Linked DNA regions of Homo sapiens: region 1 is linked to region 2. Evidence: chromatin contacts called from ENCODE Hi-C or POLR2A ChIA-PET data. All regions are on one chromosome and are shown on one strand. The core of a region is the stretch at or near the end of the contact, and the rest is flanking DNA. Distances in the headings are between cores, read along the strand shown. Region 1 holds the start of KCNE1 (potassium voltage-gated channel subfamily E regulatory subunit 1). Region 2 holds the start of ATP5PO (ATP synthase peripheral stalk subunit OSCP).

Region 1 (6,120 bases), core at 3,500-5,999, 600 kb after region 2:
AGGGGCTAGGTCCCGTAAGCTCATCAGAACTTCTTTCTGAAAGAAGTAAAGCACATCTCTAATGACAACAGAAATAACCACAAACCTGCGAGTCAGCCTCAAATATCTTTCCTGGGGGATTAAATGATGGCTGAGGGACGGGGTACCCCAGAATGTCCCTTGCACAGGAAAGGACCTAGAGAAGAGAGACTGTTTTTTGAGCAGGTCACATTCAGCTTACTGCAATGTCTTTGCTTTAAACGGTCCCCTGCATTATAAGAATGGAGTTTATATGAGAGGTGAGAGGGTCCCAGTGACTTAGCAACCGTGGCATGCTTCTGCAAACATTTCAAAGACCTCTACTCTGGCTTTTAGAATGCTTTCTAGAGCAAGTAGCATGCATAACGACACCACTACCTGGAATTATACACTGTCTTTCTTCAGAGGCACACAAAGAGCTTAACACATTACCTTAGTTCTAGGTTAGCTGCTTTGTTTCATGCATGCTTGCTGGTGTTTCTGGAAGAACATTTATGAGGTGATTGCTCTTGAAAGACTTCAGAACAATCAAGATGGTTTGTTGCTGTTGGGTTCTTTTTTTTTTTGAGACAGGGTCTTGCTCTGTGGTCCACGCTGGAGTGCAGTGGTGCAATCTCAGCTCAACACAAACTCTGCCTCCTGGGCTCAAGCAATTCTCCCACCTCAGCCTCCAGATTAGCTGGGACTATAGGTGCATGCCACCACTCCTAGCTTTTTTTTTTTTTTTTCTGTAGAGGCAAGGTTTCACCATGTTGCCTAGGCTGGTCTCCAACTCCTGGGCTCAAGCAATCTGCCCGCCTCGGCTTTCCAAAGTGCTGGGATTATAGGCGTGAGCCACTGCACTGGCTGGGTTTTATATTTTATTTTATTTATTTATTTATTTAGACTGAGTCTTGCTCTGTCACCCAGGCTGGAGTGCAATGGCGCCATCTCAGCTCACTGCAAACTCCACCTCCTGGATTCAAGCAATTCTCCTGTCTCAGCTTCCGGAGTAGCTGGGATTACAGGCGCACACCATCACACTCGGCTAATTTTTGTATTTTTAGTACAGACGGGGTTTTGCCACATTGGCCAGGCTGGTCTTGAACTCCTGACCTCAGGTGATCCACCCTCCTCGGCCTCCCAAAGTGCTGGAATTACAGGCATGAGCCACCGCGCCCAGACTGGGGTTTTTTAATTTTCACTATTATTTTTTAATAGAAAGCATGCAAAAAGAGACGACACAGTCATTGGACAGTATTACAAAAAATAGTCATAGAAGTGAATATAAATGATGCAAAATGCAATACAGCTAGAGTCCCTTCTTCACCCTTTTTATTGATATGTTCACCCAAGTGTTCTCACACATAGAAGCAGGTGGTTTTCTTTACTACAGTAGTATAGTTTGGAGTGTTTATGCTTCACTAATGGTACAAAATTAGCTGAGAAAAGATTTAAATTGGTGTTTTAATTATCCAGTGTGATAACAAACCACCTAAAAATGTAGTGGTATAAAACAACTACTGTGTATTTTCTCACACTACTTTGTGGAGGTTTAAAAACACCACAAATTCATCACCTTGGTTTCTGTGGGTCAAAACAACCCAAATTCATCATCTCGGTTTCCATGGGTCAGAACTGCAGGTACGGGTTGGCTGGGGCCTCTGCTCAGGGTCTCACCAGGTTGAAATCAAGGTGACAGCCAGAGCTGTGGTCTCATCTGAACTAATGCAGAACTCACCAGAGCACATGTAGTGTTGGTAGAATCCATTTCCTTGTGGTTGGAGGACGGAGGTGTCCTCTTCCTTGCTGGCTGCTGGCCGGGGGCCATCCTCAGCTCCTAGAGGCTGCCCTCAAGTCCTGGCCACATGGCACCCCAGTCTCACCTTGTGGCAGCTCCAGGCCAGCAGGGGACACCACTGCTCCCTCCAGTGTCCTCTCAGGGTTCACCTGATTGAGTCAGGCCCATCAGGATAATCTTCCTTCTTTTTTTTTTTTAACTTTTTTTTTGTTTTTGAGACAGAGTCTCGCTCTGTCACCCAGGCTGGAGTGTAGTGGCCCAGTCTCAGCTCACTGCAAGCTCCGCCTCCCAGGTTCATGACATTCTCCTGCCTCAGCCTCCCCAGTAGCTGGGACTACAGGTGCCTGCCACCATGCCTGGCTAATTTTTTGTAATTTTAGTAGAGACAGGGTTTCACCACATTAGCCAGGATGGTCTCGATCTCCTGACCTCGTGATCCGCCCGCCTCGGCCTCTCCCAAAGTGCTGGGATTACAGGCGTGAGCCACCACGCCTGGCCCCTTTTTCAACTTTTATTTTAGGTTCAGGAGTACATGTGCAGGTTCATTATTGGGGTAAACTTGTGTCATGGGGGTTTGTTGTACAGATTATTTCGTCACCCAGGTACTAAACCTAGTACCCAGTAGTTATTTTTTTCTGATCCTCTTTCTCCTCCCACCCTCCACTCTCAAGTAGCCACTGTGTCTGTCAATCATCCTTCTTGATAAACTCAAAGTCAAACGAGTCCAGATCTTACCTACATCTGCAAAATCAATTTTTCCTATAAAGGAACGTAATCACAGAAGCACTGTCCCACAGTAGTACGAGTGCTGAGCCGTTGTAGGCAGAGAGGGTTGTCCTGCCCACACTCAAGGGGAGAGAGTGCAGGGCCAGTTCACCCCTCACGCGGAAGTGGCAGTGCTGGGGGCTCACTTCGTGCTCTGCTCACCACAACTCCAAACTCACAACTTTATTCCCACCAATCCCATCCCCTCCAGTCCAGGGGGCACACACTCCAGCAGGACTTCAGCTGAGCCCAGGGAACGCTTTGCTGACTGGTGATGAGGGACCTACCTCTTCACACCCATGACACCCACCCGCTGAGCCCCTCACCGGGGCTCCGAAGGCCCTGGTCAGGTCACCTCTGGTCTCACTTTCCATTCTCCCCTCCTTCCTCCCCTCCAGCCACAGGGTCCTTCTCGATGTGCCCAGACATGGTGGGTGCACACTTGTCTGACAGCCTCTCTTCTTTTCCCTTTGCTTGGAATGCTCTCTTCCCAGTTACCAAAGATACTCAGGCTCTCTCCCCAATTTCCTTCAGGCCCTTGCTCCAAAAGCTCCTTCCGGGTGAAGCCTCCCCTCCCATCCTCCTTAAAGCTTCAGCCTCTACCTGGGACACTTCCTCCCCCACTGCCTGCCTCCTTGAAACTCTCCTTAGTCCTCTTGCAGCCCACACAGCTGAACACAGGCAGGAGGGGGCGCTGCTGCCCTGGCTGGTGTGCAGCCACCAGAGGCTGAAGCTCACTGACGTCTGTCTGGGGCCCAGGATCACCTTCCTTGATTCCAGCTCTCTCAGGCTGTCAGGACCTGGCGCTGGGAGGCACTAGGCCATGCCCTGGCCTGAGGCCTTCTCTCTCCCTCTTTGCCCTGTGTCTCTGCAGGGAAGCCCGGCCCTGCCCCTGGGAGGGTGGGGGCAGACGTGTGGAGAGTGGGTGTACAAGGCCAGGGTTTGCCAGGCCCAGGACAGCCTGGCACCTGTCAATGGATGAGCGCCTCTCCCTTAGCCTGATGTCAGGGTGGGCATGAGGGTGGGAGCAGAGGGTGCCTAACTGAGGAAAGGGTCTGTGCAACCCCCTTCTCCTACCAGTTCTCGTTTCTGAAGTCTCCTCAAGCACACTGCGGTGTCCACACCATTGGCAGCAGGCTCCTTCTCTTCAGGTGGTCTTAGGAACTTCTCAGAACTTTTTGAGTTATCCTTCTGGTCTCTTCCTCCTGAGCACGGTTCTCCTGGTTGAGCTCCAGGCCATGCCATTCAACGCCCTCCAGGACAGGCCGAAGGGCTTGTCTGTTTGGTGGTTGCTAAGGTTTGAAAAAAGCCAGCTGGAAACTTAATCCCCAAAGCAACAGTGTTGGGAGGTGGGACCTAATGGGAGGTGTTTAGTCATGAGGGCTCCACCCTTATGAATGGATTCTCTCTCTCTTGTTCTCTCTCTCTCTCTTCCCGCCCCGCCCACCCCTCCTTCCCCAACCTTGTGATACCTTCCACCATGTCATGGCAAGAAGGCCCTTGCCAGATGTGGCCCCTCCATCCTGGGTTCCCAGTCTCCAGAACCATGAGCCAAATGCATTTCTGTCTGTTACAAATTATGTACGGTGTGGTTTTCTGTGATGAACACAGTGCTGTACCAGGGCCCTCTTGCCAAGACAGCCAGCTTATAGGAGCCTGCATGTGAGGCCCGGACGTCCTACAGAGCAGCAGTTAGAGGTCTGGCCTTCTGGATAGGCACTGCCCTGCCCTGCACACAGGACCTTGGTGGGGCATGATGGGGCTCTTCACCACGCTGCCCTCATTTTAGGAGGTGGGCAACCCTTTCTCCCCCTTCTCCATGTGCTTCTGCAGTTGGAAGAAGTGAGGGGGGTTCAGACACACTTAAGCTGAGCTTAGAGCAAAGCATGTCCCTCAAGGTGACCTTGCCGCATGGCCTGAACCTAGAATTCCCCTGACCAGGGTGGACAGCCATCACCATGGGCCTTTCTGCCTGGCCTAGTATGGCTCTCCTTCGAACTCACCTAGACCCTTGCATCAAAGGACTCGGGGACTCTGCTGCAGTCATCCTAGCACGGTCGAGAGGAGTAGGAAGGTGCCCAGCGGCTCAGCCTTTAAGGAGGTCTATTGGTCACCATTGCTTCTGCCTTCTTGAGAACCATCACCCTCGGAGGATCCGGTAGTGTATCCCAGTCAAGTGTCAAATGCGTTGTTCCCTGGAGAGGAAGGCTTATTTCCAGAAAGTACTCTGACGTTTTGTAATTTGTGATTTCTATCACTGGCTCAGTGGCCTACCCACTGCTCAGCTCATGTGGCATGACCAGGCTGGGGCGTCGGGTCATCTTGTTCTCTGGGTGTGTGGCAACACTGGTTTATGGCGTAATTTCCTTCCTGAGAAGAAATTCAGTAATTTCTAATATTCAGGGCTTTAGGTAGAGGCCTGAAAATCACTCTCCATGCCTCTTTCAGTATTTTATATATAGTTGTCTCTTGGTATCCATGGGGTTTGGTTCCAGAATCCCCTGCAGATACCAAAATTTGCGAATGTTCAAGTCCTTTATATATAGTGGCATAGTATTTGCATATAACCTATGCATATCAGCCAATCATAGATGGTGATTTAAATCATCTCTTGATTACTTCTAACACCTAATACTATGTAAATGCTTTGTAAGTAGTTGTTACCTGGCATTTTTTTATTTGTTTTATTTTTGTTGTTGTTTCATTAATTTTATTTTATTTTTGGAATATTTTCAGTCCATTGTTGGTTGAATCCACAGATGCAGAAGCCTTAGACACAGAGGGCCGACCACACCTATGTATGCTGTTCTTAAAGTAGCAACATATTTGTTCTGAACATAGAAGAAATTAGTCGTCTATTAGACTTTAAGGGAGTAAATATGGTCCAAGTTGATTTTTAAATTTAGCAAATAGTCATAGACATATCAGTGTCTTACAGAAAATATTTATTGGAATGCTCACTCTCTCATTTGGGATACTGCTTTGCCTTGCTGTGTCTTAAGAATGTCATCAGAGCATCACACACTTGAAAAACGTTTTTAAAAGGATATGATGATAATTAAGACCTTCTCCCCAACCCCTGCCCATTATCCAAGATCAATGTTTTTTTCCTTTATCCTGATTTTAAAATCAAGTACACTTTATTGAGGCATACTTTACATGAAGCAAAATGTACCCTTTCTAAATATGATAAGTTTGATGAGTTTTCAACAGATGTATACAGCTGTTACCATGACTGTGTCTTTACCCAGGTTCTTGCATTGCTCAATCCAGATACAGAATGTCTCCATCACCCTGACAAGTTCCTTTGTGCCGCACCCTCTAGCCAATCATCTGTTTTGAGGAGAGTTTTAAAACAAAGGTTTTTGTTCTTTTTCACTGATGACCATAACCTACCACAGACAGGGTCTCTCTCTCTCTCTCTCTCTCTTTTTCCCTGTTCTTGCGCCAGCTGCCTGACAATTTGTGGGATTAAAGCTCTAAGCTGCTTACTGGCTCTTCTGACTAGGGAGAGGGAGCAAGCCTCATTATTTTTCTATTCTTTTCAGTGACTGCTC
Region 2 (5,837 bases), core at 1-2,500:
CATTTAACTCAATAACAACAAAAAATTTTAAATAACCTTAAAATCATTACTTTTGTCTCTTTGTATATTCACATATTACATGAGGGTGAGCTACTTACTATTACTAAGGGGTAAACTTACCCAATGAGGATTATGCCAAGTTGCTTGGGAAATCACCTTCCCACGAACCTCCTAGTTTGCTAGGAATGGACCGAGGCTAGCATACCCGTAAGACAGAAAAACACTAACTTCCAAGGAGTGCATGTTTCAAAAATATTTAACCAAAATTTTGGCGTTTCTATTAACAGACCCTTGAGCAGATCATTTGCAACAGACGTACCCTCCTCGGAATGCAAATGCTATCTGAAAATAAAGATGAATTTTTTGAGTACTGCCGCAGAGTTTGATCTGACAAGAAGCCTTAGTTCTGAGAGACACTATCCTGCCCATCAAAAGACAGAGCTGGAATACACAGTTTAAAAATCACCTGCAAGCGCACAGGTCACAGATCACAGGTCACCTTCAAATACTCCAGCTATGGAACGTGTTTTATCAAAACTGCTTGTGAGGATTAAGACTTTTTAATGCTTATGAAAAAATTACCTAAGATGCCAGGAAGGGGTCATGATATGTAAAGCACCATGGTGAGATGCAGCACAAACAGCATAACATTTTTTCAAACTCGATCTTCTGGGTGATTCCGTGGGTTCAAATCTCAATTCTACCACTTACTGACTGAGCAGCCAAAGACTCATTTAAACTTTTCGGCCTCATTTTATTTATAAAACTGTGAAATGTGTTTTACAAATATTCCTTAGCATTACTAGTAAGTGATCTCTGACAGGTTTTACCACAATGGCAAAGGAAGCTGATTTGGGGGCTAGTCCATGCCCCTTCCCCGGAATTCAGCGAAGGGCAGACCCCCTCTCCTGCGCCCCTCAGGCTAGCAGCTTCCAGGGGCTGTGCTCGGAAGACGCCAAGGTTACGGCACGCGCAGCCCCGCGCCTACTGCCCCGTAGGCATCCCGGGGGACAAACGCTGGGTCGTCCTGAGTCGCTCCCACTCGCCAGGTCCCATAACCTTGAAGACTGCCAGACTTCCCCAGCCGAAGCATCGCACCCTGGTGCTCGAGGTTTGGTACCGGTCATCCCAGGAGGGATCCTCCCACTGGCTCTCAGGACCACCTTTCTCTCACCTGCCGGGAGAGCCCGGACACTGCTGGGGCAGCCATCTTCTCCCGGGCGGCTGTAGGTCAAACCCGAGTGGGAAGAGAGAAACGCGCAAGGGCGCACGCGCGCGTTGGCGTAACCGCTAGGTTCTCTGGGAAGTGTAGGCGTAGGGCGTCAGGCCGCAGGCGCAGAGACCTCCCTCGGGCTGGGAGTTGTAGTTCTTAGCAGTGGTAAGGGCTGGACCCTCGGGGTGGAGCCACAGGGCTTCGACTGCATCTGAAAATGAAGTCATTGTTACTGGCCAAGCGGCGCTCACTGTAGAATGGATTTGCTGTCCCCAGTTTTAAAATTTACATTTAGATAAATATGGTGGCATTTGTTCCATTTCACAGTTATTACCAGCGTCACTGGCTTCTTTACACTTCCTTCCCAGCATGCTAAAGCCTGCATCAATGGCTTTTTCTCACGTTGCATACAAAGACAAAACCAAAACAAAACAAAAAGCCCCCAGGAGCCTTGCAGCTCCAGGAGCGGACACCACGTCTCTCTTACCTGGGCCATGACTACCCATTGTTAAATAAAGAATTATTCAGTGATGCTTATTAAAGCATGATAAGGAAGACTTTATTCAGGACCATAGCGATGGGTATAGGACCAGTGCAACAGGGTCTGGGAGTGGGCAGAGAGATTGGGCTCAACTCCGAAAGCAGAATGGGCAAATGGGAATTTATGGCCAAGGAGCAGTGCGGGGGTCAGTGGATAGAAAATTACTTAGAGGAAACTGGGGTAAGAGGGATTCTGGCTAAAATGACCTAGAGGAATCTTGTAGAAGACAGGCCAGGGTGATCAGACATCACCTGGGGGATGGTGAAGGATGAAGACCCTGATCAGATATCAAAGATGATCGGTTGTCGAAGATTGGGGGTTCTGGCTAAACTGACTTAGCAGTTTTGCTAAAACTGGACTTTACAAGGAGGTGCATAGATAGGACTACGAGAAGGTTCAGAAGTCTCACTAAAGTTTGGCCAAGCAAAAGCAAAGAATCCCTGTGGCCCTCCATTCCCCTCCCCTCTCCCCCATCTCACCTGAGTATAGAACTGAGCTGTTGGTTTGTGAGGGCATATGGGATTCTGGTACCTAGATTCTTGATTCTGGCTAGGGCAGAGTGGCTATCTGAGCATCAGGCCTAAAATAGGAGAACCCGGGTTTGAGCAAATTTGATATTGAAACTGAGAACTGGGTACTAGCCTTGGATATAGTTTGTCTGCATCCATAAAAACAACCTATCTTCAACCCATTCTCTCTAAATAGAACTTGGTCGAATTTTCTCCTCTGTCAGAGAAGAGACTGGCTGGCAGAGCAAGGGTCAGTATTCCTGGTTGTAATAGTGGGGGTTCTGTAATCAACTTAAAAGAAAAATTCTCTGCTCAGATTTATTATAGAAACACGTTAATTCACTATTTTGCCCTTTTAGAGAGCAGTTTTCTCATTATTACAATTTTTATTTTTTGAGACAGAGTCTCGCTTTGTCACCCAGGCTGGAGTGCAGTGGCGTGATCTCAGCTCACTACAACCTCTGCCTCCTGAGTTCAAGCGGTTCTCCTGCCTCAGCCTCCCGAGTAGCTGGGACTGCAGGTGTACACAACCACACCCGGCTAATTTTTCTCTTTTTAGTAGAGATGGGGTTTTGCCATGTTGGCCAGGCTGGTCTTGAACTCCTGACCTCAAGCGATCCGCCTGCCTCAGCCTCCCAAAGCTTAGAGGTGTGAGCCACCACACCCAACCCCCTAAAAACTTTTTAAAACGTAGAGAAAGATAAAGAAAGTAATTGTCCTCTTTTCTTCCACTCGGAGGCAATTGTTGTAAATATTTTGGTGTCTTGTTTCTCAATATTTGTTTAGGCTGTGGCCTGAACTACCCTGGCCTGAATCCCAATCAGTTCCTTGGCCCAATTATATAACTTCTCTGTGCTTCAGTTTATTATCTATAAAATGGGTATTATAATAGTATCTGCCTATAGGTCATTAGAAGAAACAAAAAGGTATACATGTAAAGTGCTTAGAACAATTGCCTGAGAGAGTGGTGCTTATTAATTTAGTCTTTTTTTTTTTTTTTTGAGACAATGCCTTGCTCTGTCACCAGGCTGGAGTGCAGTTGTGTGATCACGACTCACTGCAACCTTGACCTCCTAGGCTCAAGCAATCCTTCCACCTTAGCCTCCCCAGTAGCTGGGCCTACAGACACATGCTACCAAGCCTGGCTAATACAACATTTTTTTTTATTTTAGAGATGAGGGTCTCACTATGTTGCTCAGACTTGTCTCCAACTCCTGGGCTCAAGCAGTCTTCCCACCTCAGCTTCCCAAGTAGCTGGGACTACAAGTGCACGCCACCACACCCGGTTATGTTAGCTCTTTATTTTGTTTGCTTTTATTATACATGCAGATTAACAATCTTTATACAGTTTGGTATTTTGCCATTTTCTTTAATGCAAGAAAGAAAAGGATGCAAAATTACATATGAGTTATGCATTCATGCTTATAATATAAGCATATTTCCAAATTATAAAAGTTTCTAAGTATCATTTTAATGGCTGCAGGGTAGTCCATCAAGTGAATATTCTGCAACTTAATTATTCTATGATTTTTGAACATAATTCAGATGATTTCCTTTTTTCTTTTTGCTATTTTAAACAATACTGAATCTTCTAAGCATATTTAGACATATATTTCTCTTCTTTCTTTTTTTTTTTTTTTGAGATGGAGTTTCGCTCTTGTTGTTCAAGCGACTCTCCTGCCTCAGCCTCCCAAGTAGCTGGGATTACAAGCATGTGACACCATTCCCAGATAATTTTTTTGTATTTTTAGTAGAGACAGGGTTTCACCATATTGGCCAGGTTGGTCTTGAACTCCTGACCTCAGGTGATCCACCCGCCTTGGCCTCCCAAAGTGCTGAGATTACAGGCATGAGCCACTGTGCCCAGCCTTCTTTTTTTTTTTTTAAAAAAAAAAGAAATGGTGTTGGCTCTTTTGCCCTGGAGTACAGTGGCTATTCACAGGCATGATTCCCACTAATGATCAGCATGGGAGTTTTATTTTATTTTTATATTTATTTATTTATTTATTTTTTGGGATGGAGTCTCGCTCTGTCTTTGAGGCTGGAGTGCAGTGGCCCAATCTTGACTCACTGCAACCTCTGCCTCCTGGTTTCAAGCTATTCTCCTATCTCAGCCTCTAGAGTAGCTGGGATTACAGGTGCATGCCACCACACCCAGCTAGTTTTTGTATTTTTAGTAGAGATGGGGTTTCGCCATATTGGCCAGGCTGGTCTTGAACTCCTGACCTCAGGTGATCTGCCCACCTTGGCCTCCCAAAGTGCTGGGATTACAGGCATGAGCTACCATGCCCGGCCTAAAAATGGTAGTTTGGACCTACTCTGTTTCTGACTTGGCTGGTTCACCTCTCCTTAGGCAACCTTGTGGTCCCCTGCTCCTGGGAGGTCACCATATTGATGCTTAATTTAGTGTGGACACCTGACCGGCATGGTGCACTACAGCTGAGAGCTCCTGGACTAAAGCAATCCTTCTACCTCAGCCTCCCAAGTAGTTGGGACTACAGGTGCACACCACCATGCCCAGTCATTTTTTTTTTTCATATTTAGGAAAATTTCCGAATAGATTTCCAGAATTTACACAACTTGGTGAGAGAATATGAGTACTCTAAGAGCCTCTGATGCATGAGGCCAAGCTGCTTTTCAAAATTTTAACCAATTTATACTTTCCGTAGCAGCACATGAAAACCCTTGTTTCACTCTACTCTGCAAACTTTCAGAGACTATTTTCAAATAAGCCTAATGAAAAGTATTCAACACATTATTTAACACAATTTATTGAGCAGCTATTACATGTAGCCAGCTGTTCTATTCACTGAGGCTACAACAGGATACAAGACACAGTGCCTACCTTTATAAACTTTATATTCTATGAGAAATTAAACTGCAAAACCTGTGTTTTCTGAAGTGTGGGTGTTAACAGATGTAATACAAATAAAAAGTTCTAGGGTCAACTATACTTGGGAAACTCTAGACTCTGAATATAATTCAGATGGTTTCTGCTTTTTGTTTTTTTTTTTGCCATTTTATTTTATTTATTTGCTTATTTTTTGAGATAGGGCCTCACTCTGTTGCCCAGGCTAAAGTGCAGTGGCACAGTCATGGCTGAGTACAGCCTCAGCCTCCCAGGCTCAAGCAATCCTCCCACCTCAGCCTCCTGAGTAGCTGGGACTACATGTGCACACAGCCACACCCAGCTAATTTTGTATTTTGTAGACACAGGTTTTTGCCATGTTGCCCAAGCTGGTCTCGAACTCCTGAGCTCAAGCGATCCTCCTGCCTTGGCCTCCCAAAGTGCTGGGATTATAGGTGTGAGCCACCTTGCTTGGCACCACCAACCCCCACTTTTTTTTTTTTTGCCATTTTAAACAATTCTGAATCTTCTAAGCATCTTTTTTTATATCTAGAAAAATTTTGAAATAGATTTCCAAAACTGACACAACTTGGTGAGAGAAAATTGAAAAGCTGCATGGAAAATTAATTATAAGGAGAAAAAAGGAAAAAAAATTAATTATAAGTAAACTGTAAGGTTGCACAGCAGCAGAGAAATACCCTCTGTTTATTTTGTATTTACCCAAGG

Evidence for each region. A loop is a pair of places that touch in the nucleus more often than their neighbours do. ChIA-PET counts read pairs that join two places held with the same protein, here RNA polymerase II (POLR2A). Pooled maps may share reads with other maps.
Region 1: a loop to region 2 is called in a pooled map, with 2.3 times the contacts of the local background. The contact joins the promoter of KCNE1 here to the promoter of ATP5PO in region 2. A Hi-C loop is called at or near these places in 7 of 50 pooled maps. POLR2A ChIA-PET finds 5 or more read pairs at or near these places in 2 of 52 experiments (MCF 10A and activated CD4-positive, alpha-beta T cell).

The regions. Positions count from the first base shown.
Region 1 is chr21:34,507,461-34,513,580 of GRCh38, forward strand. It overlaps KCNE1 (potassium voltage-gated channel subfamily E regulatory subunit 1), which reads right to left and starts at 4,750. Exons shown (of 4, transcript NM_000219.6): 1 at 4,567-4,750; 2 at 3,641-3,855.
Region 2 is chr21:33,914,554-33,920,390 of GRCh38, forward strand. It overlaps ATP5PO (ATP synthase peripheral stalk subunit OSCP), which reads right to left and starts at 1,251. Exons shown (of 7, transcript NM_001697.3): 1 at 1,175-1,251. The coding sequence starts at 1,210. It also overlaps the pseudogene RN7SL740P. RefSeq lists enhancers at 1-308, 823-1,432.